Regions from separate parts of the Homo sapiens genome. Here region 1 is linked to region 2. A link is a contact called in ENCODE POLR2A ChIA-PET data. All regions are on one chromosome and are shown on one strand. Each heading gives the region's core, a stretch centred on a gene start or an enhancer-like site at or near the end of the contact. The rest is flanking DNA. Distances are from core to core; before and after follow the strand shown.

Region 1 (5,327 bases), core at 804-3,303, 780 kb after region 2:
CTGAGAACTTCTCCACACGCCACCAGTGTGCTGGCTCATGAAGTCGTGTGTGTGTGTGTATGAATGTATGAGTGTGTGAGTGTGTGCCTGTGTGTGAGCTTGGGGTGAGCAGGAAGCTCCAGTGGTGCTGAGACTGTTTTACTCACTGCTTTGTCCTCGGCACCTAGCACAGTGCTCAGGAAATGTTTGTGGAATCAATGCAGGAATAAATACACTTAGATTTTTCCAAGTACAGGCTCCTGTAGCTCCTTTGTTAGGAGCTATTTTGCGGCTGTCATTATGGCCCAATTTTCTTTTTTCATTTGGGTGAAAAATGATTTTGGCATTTAAACAGCATGACTTCATTATTGATTTTTTTAAAAAATCTGCCCCTACTATCAAATTCCCCTCTTGGCATTTTGTTACTCTGGATATATTTAGAAACATCTTTGTAGTGTTCTCCTTCGTTCTTTTGTATCTAGGATGCATTTTAACAAGGAGTATTCTATGTATGCAAAATTGTTGTATTTTTATTTTTGTTTATCTCCTGCAGTCCATAATAGAGGTTAAGAGTATGCCATTTTGATAACAAAGAACTTTCTTACTATCTTTTTGATTGACTGAATAGGCAAAGGAAACACCATAATTGTGTGAAATGGTCTGATTTAGAAACCAATTATAAGGAATGTAATTATCTACTAATGAAATATGCATGTAAGTCCTTGGTTTGCTGCTTCTAATGTCACTGTAGACAAATGCATAGCCAGGAGAAAACTTGCATAAAGTAAATTGAAAATCACCCATTTCCAGATTATTACTGAAAATCTCCTGACACCTAACATCTCAGAACCAAAAAGAATACCTGCTTTTCACCTGCAAGTGTCTCACTGTGTGTGTATGTATATGTGTGTGTATATGTAACATGCATGTGTATATGTGTATGTATTTGTGTATATATGTGATACGTATGTGTTTATATGTGCATATGCATGTAATATGTGTATGTGTGTACTTGTGTGTGTATGCATGTGCCTGTATGTGTGTGAGTGGGTAAGTGTGTGCGTGTATATGTGTGTGTGTATATGTGTGTGTGCGTGTGTGTGTCTATGTGTGTGCACGTGTATATGTGTGTGTGTATGTGTGTGTATGAGTGTATATGTGTGTGTTGGGGGGTGAGTGGGGTAGTGGGGGCTCAGACGGGGTGTTTTCTGGTCAAACCTTAAGGTCCACAACTACCCCTTTCTGTCTACTGATAATTCTTGATGATTAAATCCATAGGTTTCTCTGGGCTACAAAGCCAGAACTCTAAGGTCCTTTTTTTAAATTATAAGAACGAAAATAGAAGAAATTCCCTTTGGTTCTCTTAGGAAATGCATGATTGAGAAACAGCCCGTTGTCCTCTTCAGTTTTCATATGCCGTGCACAGTGAGACAGGGGAGCAGAGCCCTGGGAGCCGGCGCGCTCTCGAGACGTGGACTGTCGCCCCGGGGAGAAGACAGCAGACTGTGCTTCTGAGCTTTCGCCCTCTCCTTCCCCGGCAGAGGCGCTTGTGAAACGTTTGCTACAGTTGGGGCAGGATGGAGAAGGCAGGGTCAAGCTGCACAGCCCCAGGGCAGTGGTGCCATTCTCCATGGTGCTAACAGACTGTGAGTGGGATGCTGAAATTTTAGGGTCCCATTTCCCACAGACGTTTGCCTTGCTCATGGCTGTGGTATAAGAGCAAATTCTCCTTATCCTAAGCCAACCAAGCTTGCTTTATTAAAATATCTTTTATGCCTTCTTGTCCCCACTTCACTGCTCCAGTCTCTTCACTTCCTGAATTTTGTCAATTCTAAGACACGTTTGGGTACATTTGAGCAATTCGAAGTGGGGATGCCTCTTACAGTCAATGCTTGTCATAGTTTAATTGGCAGCCTTGGGACATAACATAATGGTATGCTTTATAATCTATGGTGCCCTAGGTTTGATGAAATATGACAACTCTATGGGCTTTGCAAAACTGTCTCCCTTTCGAGCCTTGTCATATGCTACTGCTTCATACAAACTCTGTCCCGAAGGATGTTTTGTGATGACTTGTGTCCCTGGAATGCACTTTCTTCCCGGGCGATCTTTGCTCTGGTTTTTCTCTGCCTCTGACGCTTTCTATTACAGCTTCGTCTCTGCCTATGGAAATCCGTCCTCTTCTTCAGGGCCCAGCTCAAAGGCTCATCACCACCTGGAGTCTCCCCTGATGATCTCATCCTGAAATCATCCCTTCCTGCCCTAAAATCTTACAGGGATTTGCTTGTGCTTCCTCATGGCATTTAGAGGCCTTTAAAAAACTAATGATCAAATTATTTATCTTTCTTAATAAATTCTTATCCTTATCTTTCTTGGTATTTGGAAGCAAATATTACATTTATATTCTCAAACAGTTGATTTTTCATGGACAATGTGGTAAGGAATGTTGGGCAAAACTCAACTCCAATTCAGATGGAATATCTGTGTCAATTTTATGCAAAACCTTTCTTTTTTTTTTTTTTAAAAAAAACCACTTTTTGAGTTATGATTGAGATATAAAAACCTGTACATATTTAATGTATACAATCTGATGAGTTTGGAGATGAGTACCATCAGCCTTCCAGATCTACAGTTTCTGCATCTGGGGATTTAACTAACTCGAATCAAAAATATTTGGAGAAAATATATACAAATAATACAAATAAAAAGCAATGCTGTATAGTAACTACATAGCATTTAGGTATTATAAGTAATCTAGAGATGATTTAAAGTGTATGGGAGGATGTGCTTAGGTTATATGCAAATATTATACCATTTTATATCAGGGACTTGAGCATCTACAGGTTTTGGTATCTCTGGGGGTCTTGGAACCAATCCCCCTCAGATATTGAGGGATGACTGAAATCGCCTTTGCAAAATTATAACTGAGGAAATTATGACAGTGCAAGAGATCAGACCTAACTGACTCCATCTTTCTTCTAACTTTTAAGCTGTCCTTGTTCATTCCTGGGCGTAGGCTGAACTAACTTTGGGAAGGAATTCAGTTTATGGATTCCTTAACTGTTTTTGTTCTGAAACAAAATTGATAATAGCCCTTTCTTGAAAAGACCTCTTTCCTGCCTGGGGACAAGTTTGCCTTTGCAGGACTAACAATTTAGCTACAATATTAGAAATTACAGTTTAGGAGTCGTGCAACCTCTGGTTCCGGGAGTCTGAATCTCCCCACCTTGCTCCTGGAGATAACATCATTATTGTAAAACCTAAGATCAGTGCTTGAGTATTTTGCAGACCCTGCACTTGATGGATTAGCTGACACCATGGAGACTGGTAATTTGGCTCAACTAGTTCTGCAACCCCACCTAGGAACAGAAGACAGTAAGAAAACCTCACTTCGACCCTGACCCGCCAAATTATTTTTAAAAACCCTACACCGGGCCTGGTGGCTCACACCTGTGATCTCAGCACTTTGGGAGGCCGAGGTGGGTGGATCATATGAGGTCAGGAGTTCGAGACCAGCCTGGCCAATATGGAGAAACCCCGTCTCTGCTAAAAACACAAAAGTTAGCCAGGTGTGGTGGCGCATGCCTGTAGTCCCAGCTACTCAGAAGGCTGAGACACAAGACTTGCTTGAACCTGGGAGATGGAGGTTGCAGTGAGCTGAGATTGTGCCACTGCCCTCCAGCCTGGGCGACAGAGGGAGACTTTGTCTCAAGAAAACAAAAAACAAAACAAAACAAAAAAAACTCTGGTCCCCAAATGCTCAGGGAGACTGATTTGAGTAATAATAAAACCCTGGTCTCCCACACAGCCGGCTCTGTGTGAATTACTGTTTCTTCACTGAAATTCCCCCGTCATGATAAATTAGCTCTGTCTAGGCAGCGGGCAAGGTGAACCCACTGGGTGGTTACAAATTTGGGGGCTTTCCCGGGATTGCCCTTGTGGTTACCTGACCATGGTTTGGTAGCCCCTCTCTGGCAATAGATCCAGAGGCCAGCCCAAGTGGCTGCCTAGTTCTCTTGAACTGGGGGCTGACTCTGCTACCATCTCCATCCATGGGGCACTGCCGACCCAACGTATATGGATTTAATTGCAGTGGAGAAATAGTCCTGGGGAAACATCCCATAACTGGCCCTATCACAGGGTGTGTCTGTCTGTAGCCCCATTGCAGGGTGTCTCTCTGTAGCCCCATGGGGGGGTGTCTGATTTGTTGAGTATTGTAGGCGCTGCCCACAGCCCCTTTCTTCTCCAGATGTTGGCCTCTCTGGAGGTGCTGTTGTCTCTTGGTAGCCTCTTGGGGTATCTGTCTGCAGCCCCATCATGAGCTGTCTATTTGTAGCCCCGTTATAGGTGTCCATAGCTGTAGCCCTGTTACAGGGTGTCTTATTGGACAGAGAATAGGGGACTTGTTTGGAGGAATACTCTTGGTTTGAAACTGGTTCTGGAATTTGTGTCTTGAAGGCCTTCTGTTCGTTTTACTCTGTGTGTGTGTGTGTGTGTGTGTGTGTGTGTGTGTTTATATGTGCGGAGGGGAACCCTGAAGGAATTGCTGATGAACGAACGTCCAGCAGGCCTAACTCAGGGTGACTGCTCTTCTATCTTGCCTAAAGATGCCCATTGAGTCTGTGGTGGGAGGTTATCTCTCCCCACTGTGAGTGGATTAAAGACAACAGGGACCAACAGGAGACGGTTTGAGCCTTGCCAGATATTGGGTGCTGAACGAGGTGACTAGTGTCTGGTTTGTTACGTGTATTTTGCCTCGGCTGGGATGAAAAATGTTAATTCGGTTCCCCGTGCAACCTGCTGGGCAGCATCTTGCAAAAATAAGAATCTTTTGCCTACGGTTCCGTAAAAGAGAAAAGAGTGATTTTCTTTTATAAAGTGGTTTGACCTCTATAGCTATGGCACAGGGAACTGGGTCATCAAAAGCCGCTTCGTTCTTCTGGAAGCTGCAGAGAAGGGGAACCTGGAAACCTAGTATGCAGGCAAAAAGGGTAAGAATTTCTTACCAGACAAATTTCTGGTATTTCTCTCTCTCTTTCTCTCTCTCTCTCAATCTCTTTCTCTGTCTCTCTATGTGTGTGTGTGTGCTTGAGTGCAAACAGTAAACAACACTGTTTGTCTCCTCTGCAAAGGCAGACTGGTCCCCAGGCAACAAGGGGGACTTTTTGGGAAAGGGTTATTATCAATTCTGTTTCAGAGTCAAACCATGAACTGAATTTCTTCCCAAAATTAGTTCAGCCTATGCCCAGGAATGAACAAGGGCAGCTTAAAGGTTCGAAGCAAGGTGGAGTCAGTTAGGTCTGGTCTCTTTCACTGTCATAATTTCCTTAGTTATAATTTTTGCAAAG
Region 2 (5,237 bases), core at 2,222-4,721:
TGCAAGCCATTTGTTTTGGTAGATTCAAGAGTTCTGTGGGATGCAGAAATGGACTGAATCTTTGACCTGTAGCCTATAATCTAAATACCAGTGATATCATTGGAGTATTAGTCACAGTCATTGGCCAGAGATGAGGTAGGAGTATTACTGTGGTACTACAAACACAATTTAAGTTAAAAGGAATAACATCTGCTACTCTATATTTTTATGCTGGCGAGATTCAAACAGGCTAGATTTGACAAGGCATAATGTAGAAATTGAGGAAAGGCTTGCTGAAAGTTAAGACCAAAAGCTAAGTATAATGCTCTGGTTAATATATTAAATGAGCTCAGGCAGAGGATACAACTACTTATGAAGTGTACACACTCCAGTGATGGAAGACCCACTCAACAATTCTCAAGTGTCCCTCGTACACAAAACAACAGCCATCAAACTGGCCCAATGAGCTCTTTAAATATCATATTGTTCTGCCAAACAAGGCCCTTGTTTTAGGGAGTGACTAAGAGACTGTCACTTCTTGGGCCAGGAGAATGAAAATGCTCTTCAGGCTCTGGGAAAAGGATAGAGATAAATTGTGGATACTGTTCCTAGGACATCCCTCTCCATTTCAGTCTATGTCTGACTGGCCTGTGTTTTATACTGCAAGATGACAACTCAGCTGATTTATTCAGCTCTGTGTTTTCCTGAAGTTCTTGCTATTGACCCACGCAAGAGACAGAAGGTTAGAATCTATCTTCTTTGTGGACAGTGCTAAGTTAATGCCAAAAGATCTACCCTAGCCTGATGCTGCTGGGGCTGGCAAAGTTATGTGAGCTCAGAAGTTGAGACCAAGCCTCCATCTCCTCTACTTTAAGTGGAAAGTTAACACAGTCTGGAAGAGTCAGCCAGGAGTATCAGCCCGTTTGTGTTAACTTGCTTTTATTTTTTCTTGCTGAAAACAGAAGTGAATTACACTCTTCACTGAATCCTGCTGCAGAGGAAAATGATGCAACACTGGTCACATGACACAAAGATAAAAGGCCCTTTATGCAAACCTAGTTCTTTATTGTGTTTCCATGTAAGGAGAGGTTCAATACCCACACTACAAAGCAACACAGAATTGTTGCTCTTAATCTTGGATCTTTCTCTACACGGAGAAGCCATGATGTTTTACTTTGTTTTTGTCTCTTTTTAAATTTTTCTGCCTTTTTGACCACGAGATTCATTAATTTTTATGTAATACAAAATATAGAAAGAAATTATGTAGGCTCATTTGATTTACTTTTGACTAAACAAGAGTTTTTTCTGTGCAATTTGGGACTGTTACGATCATGTGCTTTGTCTCAGCCATATACTTGCTATGTGACCTTGAGCAAGTTACTTAAATTCTGATTCCTAAAAAAGAGACTCTACCTGATGTGTATGAGCTGTATATGGGTATATATGTATATATAGAGAGAGAGAGAGCTACATAATCATGTATATCTCTTTAAATAAATATGTTTATCTATATATACCTACTCCTAGAGCCATAACAATTAAAGGAGTTGACATTTATGAAGTGTTTAGCATATTCACTATTGTACTTGCTCAAATAAATGGTAGCCATTGTTATTAGTAATTTGCCTAATTAATGCTTGTCTAAATCCCTCTGTAAGTTAATGGTTTTGTCATGTTGGCTCATTGCCAAGACAGTATGACCAGGAACCAAAGAGTCTTGGAGCTTTTTTGTGACATCTTCTTGACTTGAGGATCTGAACTTTACCACTCCCTAGAGAGGATATTTTGGTAGCAAAGTACATTTCTGGAACTTCAGAAAATTAACCATCTAAAGATATCCAAGATAGAATGTGTTCCTTCTAAATTCAGAGCTATGTATGATGGCTGAAAATATAACAAGGCATTAGCGTATGCTACAGTTGCAGCGTTTTCTTTTTCCTTTTTGTTTTTCTTTTTTTCTTTTCTTTTCTTTTTTTTTGGGGGGGGTGCAGAGTTTCACTCTTGTTGCCCAGGCTGGAGTGCAACAGCATGATCTCGCCTCACTGCAACCTCCACCTCCTGGGTTCAAGTGATTCTCCTGCCTCAGCCTCCCAAGTAGCTGGGATTATAGGCACGCACCACCACTCCTGGCTAGTTTTTTTGTATTTTTAGTAGAAACAGGATTTCACCATGTTAGCCAGGCTGGTCTCGAGCTCCTGACCTCAGGTGATCTGCCTGCTTCGGCCTCCGAAAGTACTGGGATTACAGGTGTGAGGCACCACACCCGGCCCAGTTACAGCATTTTCTGTGAGCATTTATGTGAATTAAACCTGAAGCGTGAGCTTTTTGGATTTGGACCAAACTCTTATCCTGTGTGTATGAGTTTCACTCTAACTGACCCACTTCCACTTCCCCTTCCCCTACCCTTTCTACATACTTCCATTGTAGCAACAGTGGCATTCTGTAACTGCTTTACCTGTCTGGGTCCCTCTGTGGCTAAGAATCAACCGTCTTTTCATTTTTCTACCCTCTAGCACATCTTAGGGCACATTGGCTCTGTGAATAATCTGTTAAATATTGAATGAGTGAATAAAATCTCTTGAGTGGGTGTGGGAGGTCTGTGCCTAAACTTTGCTAGCATGTCGCCCCTCAGTGGATGAGCACCCAGCAAGCAGTAACAGTGTTTTGTCTTTTGGGATCTTTCTATCTTTTATTCCAAGCAGGAACTCAGCATCTAATCTTAGCTCTGAAGTCTCTTTCCTCTGTAACCCTCACCTGTTGTTTTGTTTGAGTGAGTTCAACAAGCTAAATTGTACCATTGTGTTCACAGAACTCTGGGCAGATATGTCCATGAAAAGAAAAGTGTAGAGTGAAATGATGTTTTATTTGTATAATGATCAGCCAACTTGAGGAAACATTTCAGAGAGAAATTGTTTGTTTATTTTTAAATCATTCAGCACTGTCAAGGATTGCTATCTGTAAAAATACTAACTTTTTCCTACATTTACCTAAATGTCATTAATGTTACAAGGATTTAACTTACTTTTATACCTTCTAGGCACTTTTGCCAAATTGGAAGGAAACCATGCTCAATGAAGTCTGCTGAGCTAATTTAATTCTTTACTCACAAGGTCTTTTTCCACGTGGGGAATGCTGCTGTTTTATATTTATTTGGAGACACTGATGGCCTTACTAGAAAAAAAAAATCTGAATATAAAGATTTTATCTTCTTGATTAAGGTGCATGTACTCAAATAGCTGCCCCAATTGGACATGCCTGAATAAGCTTCAGGAAGTGCCTGAGAGTCAATAAACAGTCCTCCCTTTCCCTTCTTACCAATTATTAAATGCTTACATGTGTAGGGTACTGTGGTACATAGAGTACACAGTGATTCAGCAGGCCCAGCTCCTGCCTTCTCTGGGCTTCACAATCAAAGACAGCCTACTTTGATGAAAGGGAAGGTGTAAGGAAGTTGCAAGAGAACAGAAATAGGTGCTCTGCCCATGCCAGGCATTGTGCTGGGACCTGGGGACACTGACCTAAATAATCATTTAGAGAAGGAAGTGATTCATCATTTTAAGAGGGAGGGAAGAGGCTGAGGGATAGTTCCATGGAGACTGTGACATTTGAACATGAAGACTGTTACAGAGAAGAGGGGGAAAGGCAGAGGGAAGAACCTGAGCAATTGCAGGGAGTTGGGGAGGTGCCTGAGGGAATGACAACTGGATCCCAAGTTCCCTGAAGGAGTGACAGATTGTGTATACAAAGGCAAGTTGGGTCAGATGACAGGGAGCATGGAAGGATCTGCCGAAAGGTCTGGTCTTATTCTGAAAACAGTGGGCAACCCCATAGGTTTTTTTGTTTGTTTGTTTTTTGGGACGGAGTCTTGCTCTGTCGGCTGGAGTGCAGTGGCACGATCTCAGCTCACTGCAAGCTCCGCCTCCCGGGTTCACGCCATTCTCCTGCCTCAGCCTCCCAAGTAGCTGGGACTACAGGCGCTCGCCACCACACCCAACCCCATAGGTTTTTAAGCAGGGAACAGCATGATCACATCCCAGCAAATTCAGGGACTCTGCACTGAGAATGGAGGTAGGGACAATCACTGCGAGAATGACCCAGGAAAGAGACAACAAGGACTCAAAATAAAGTAGTAGCAGAGGAGTTAGATAGAAGGGAACAGATTCAAGCCAGTTGTCTGGGGTAGAATTGTCAGAGTTTGGTATCTTCCCTGGGTCCAGCCTGTGTTTCATTTTAATGTATGATAAAAAACATGCATGATTATGTAGCTCAAGCAAGCTGCTTTAAAAAAAATAGGCAGAAGCAATTATTTGATGAACAGTGTTTTAAAATTATACTCAGCTAGACAATATGCTCTTTAAATAGAATATTTGCGTTGAGGTTAAAAGGTGATGGCGGGGTTCTCTCTTGACGATACTCAATTGATTTAATATTCCAAATTAACACAGTGGTGTTGTATAGCTGCTATGTAAAGCCCCTATACATTCATTTTATAGTTATTCCCAGGTCATAGATTGGCGGAGATTTTCTTTGGTTTTGTTTTTCAAGGAAACACACATTTTAGATGGCCACATGACCTTAAACCATTTAAATGTCAAACAAATACCTAATGGATACTGCATAGCTTGTTGGATTACTTCGGTATAGTTTTAGAGTATCAATTCATCTAAGTTGTCTAAGCACTTTTTACATATGACAATCTCTCGGAAAAATATAGTGTAATTTTCATAGAAAACAAAGGCATCATGAAAGCTCCCAAAGATAACACCTCTTAAGAAACAAGTTCAAGATGATCTCTGTCAGGTGCTTTTATTATATTCAGAATTATATATGGCTTGGTCCTGCAGTGACACACAGGCATTAGCAGTTGTTTCACCTTTCTTTCTATCCTTCAGGGATAGCAGTGTGCTTTCCTGGGCCATGTATAGTTGCATAATAAACCCTTCTAGGAGAAAATGTCTCCTAATCTTAGGGGAATTTTTGAAAGCATATTTTGCTGTTCTTATGCCACTTCAAACTCCATCCCATTAGGCTAGTTGAATCAGATTCTCCCAGTGCCTCCTCCCCACCCTTATGTGAGGAAGTTTTAGCAGTCATGTTAACATTATGGGCTGACAGGGCATGACACTGACTACTTCAGAATGCCACAGAGTACTCTGGTGACAATTATTACATGATGGCATCACATCAGTCATCACATAAGAAAGTAAGACAGAGGTGCACCTAACTCTTCATAATGAAACAACAGGTTGTAAACCTTA

Evidence for each region. ChIA-PET counts read pairs that join two places held with the same protein, here RNA polymerase II (POLR2A).
Region 1: POLR2A ChIA-PET joins it to region 2 with 15 read pairs in BJ. The contact joins two enhancer-like sites. POLR2A ChIA-PET finds 5 or more read pairs at or near these places in 2 of 52 experiments (BJ and OCI-LY7).

Annotation. Positions count from the first base shown.
Region 1 is chr13:32,822,763-32,828,089 of GRCh38, forward strand. The region is part of intron 4 of LINC00423 (long intergenic non-protein coding RNA 423); the gene reads right to left. Among named protein-coding and RNA genes, the nearest start is that of LINC00423, 86 kb to the right of the region's middle. Within about 2 kb of position 2,054, at least 3 of the 41 ENCODE cell types and tissues checked have a DNase peak (open chromatin) inside an H3K27ac peak, as active enhancers do.
Region 2 is chr13:32,045,625-32,050,861 of GRCh38, forward strand. All of the region lies in intron 1 of FRY (FRY microtubule binding protein), which reads left to right. Among named protein-coding and RNA genes, the nearest start is that of FRY, 16 kb to the left of the region's middle. RefSeq lists an enhancer at 868-1,162 and a silencer at 2,287-2,366. Within about 2 kb of position 3,472, at least 3 of the 41 ENCODE cell types and tissues checked have a DNase peak (open chromatin) inside an H3K27ac peak, as active enhancers do.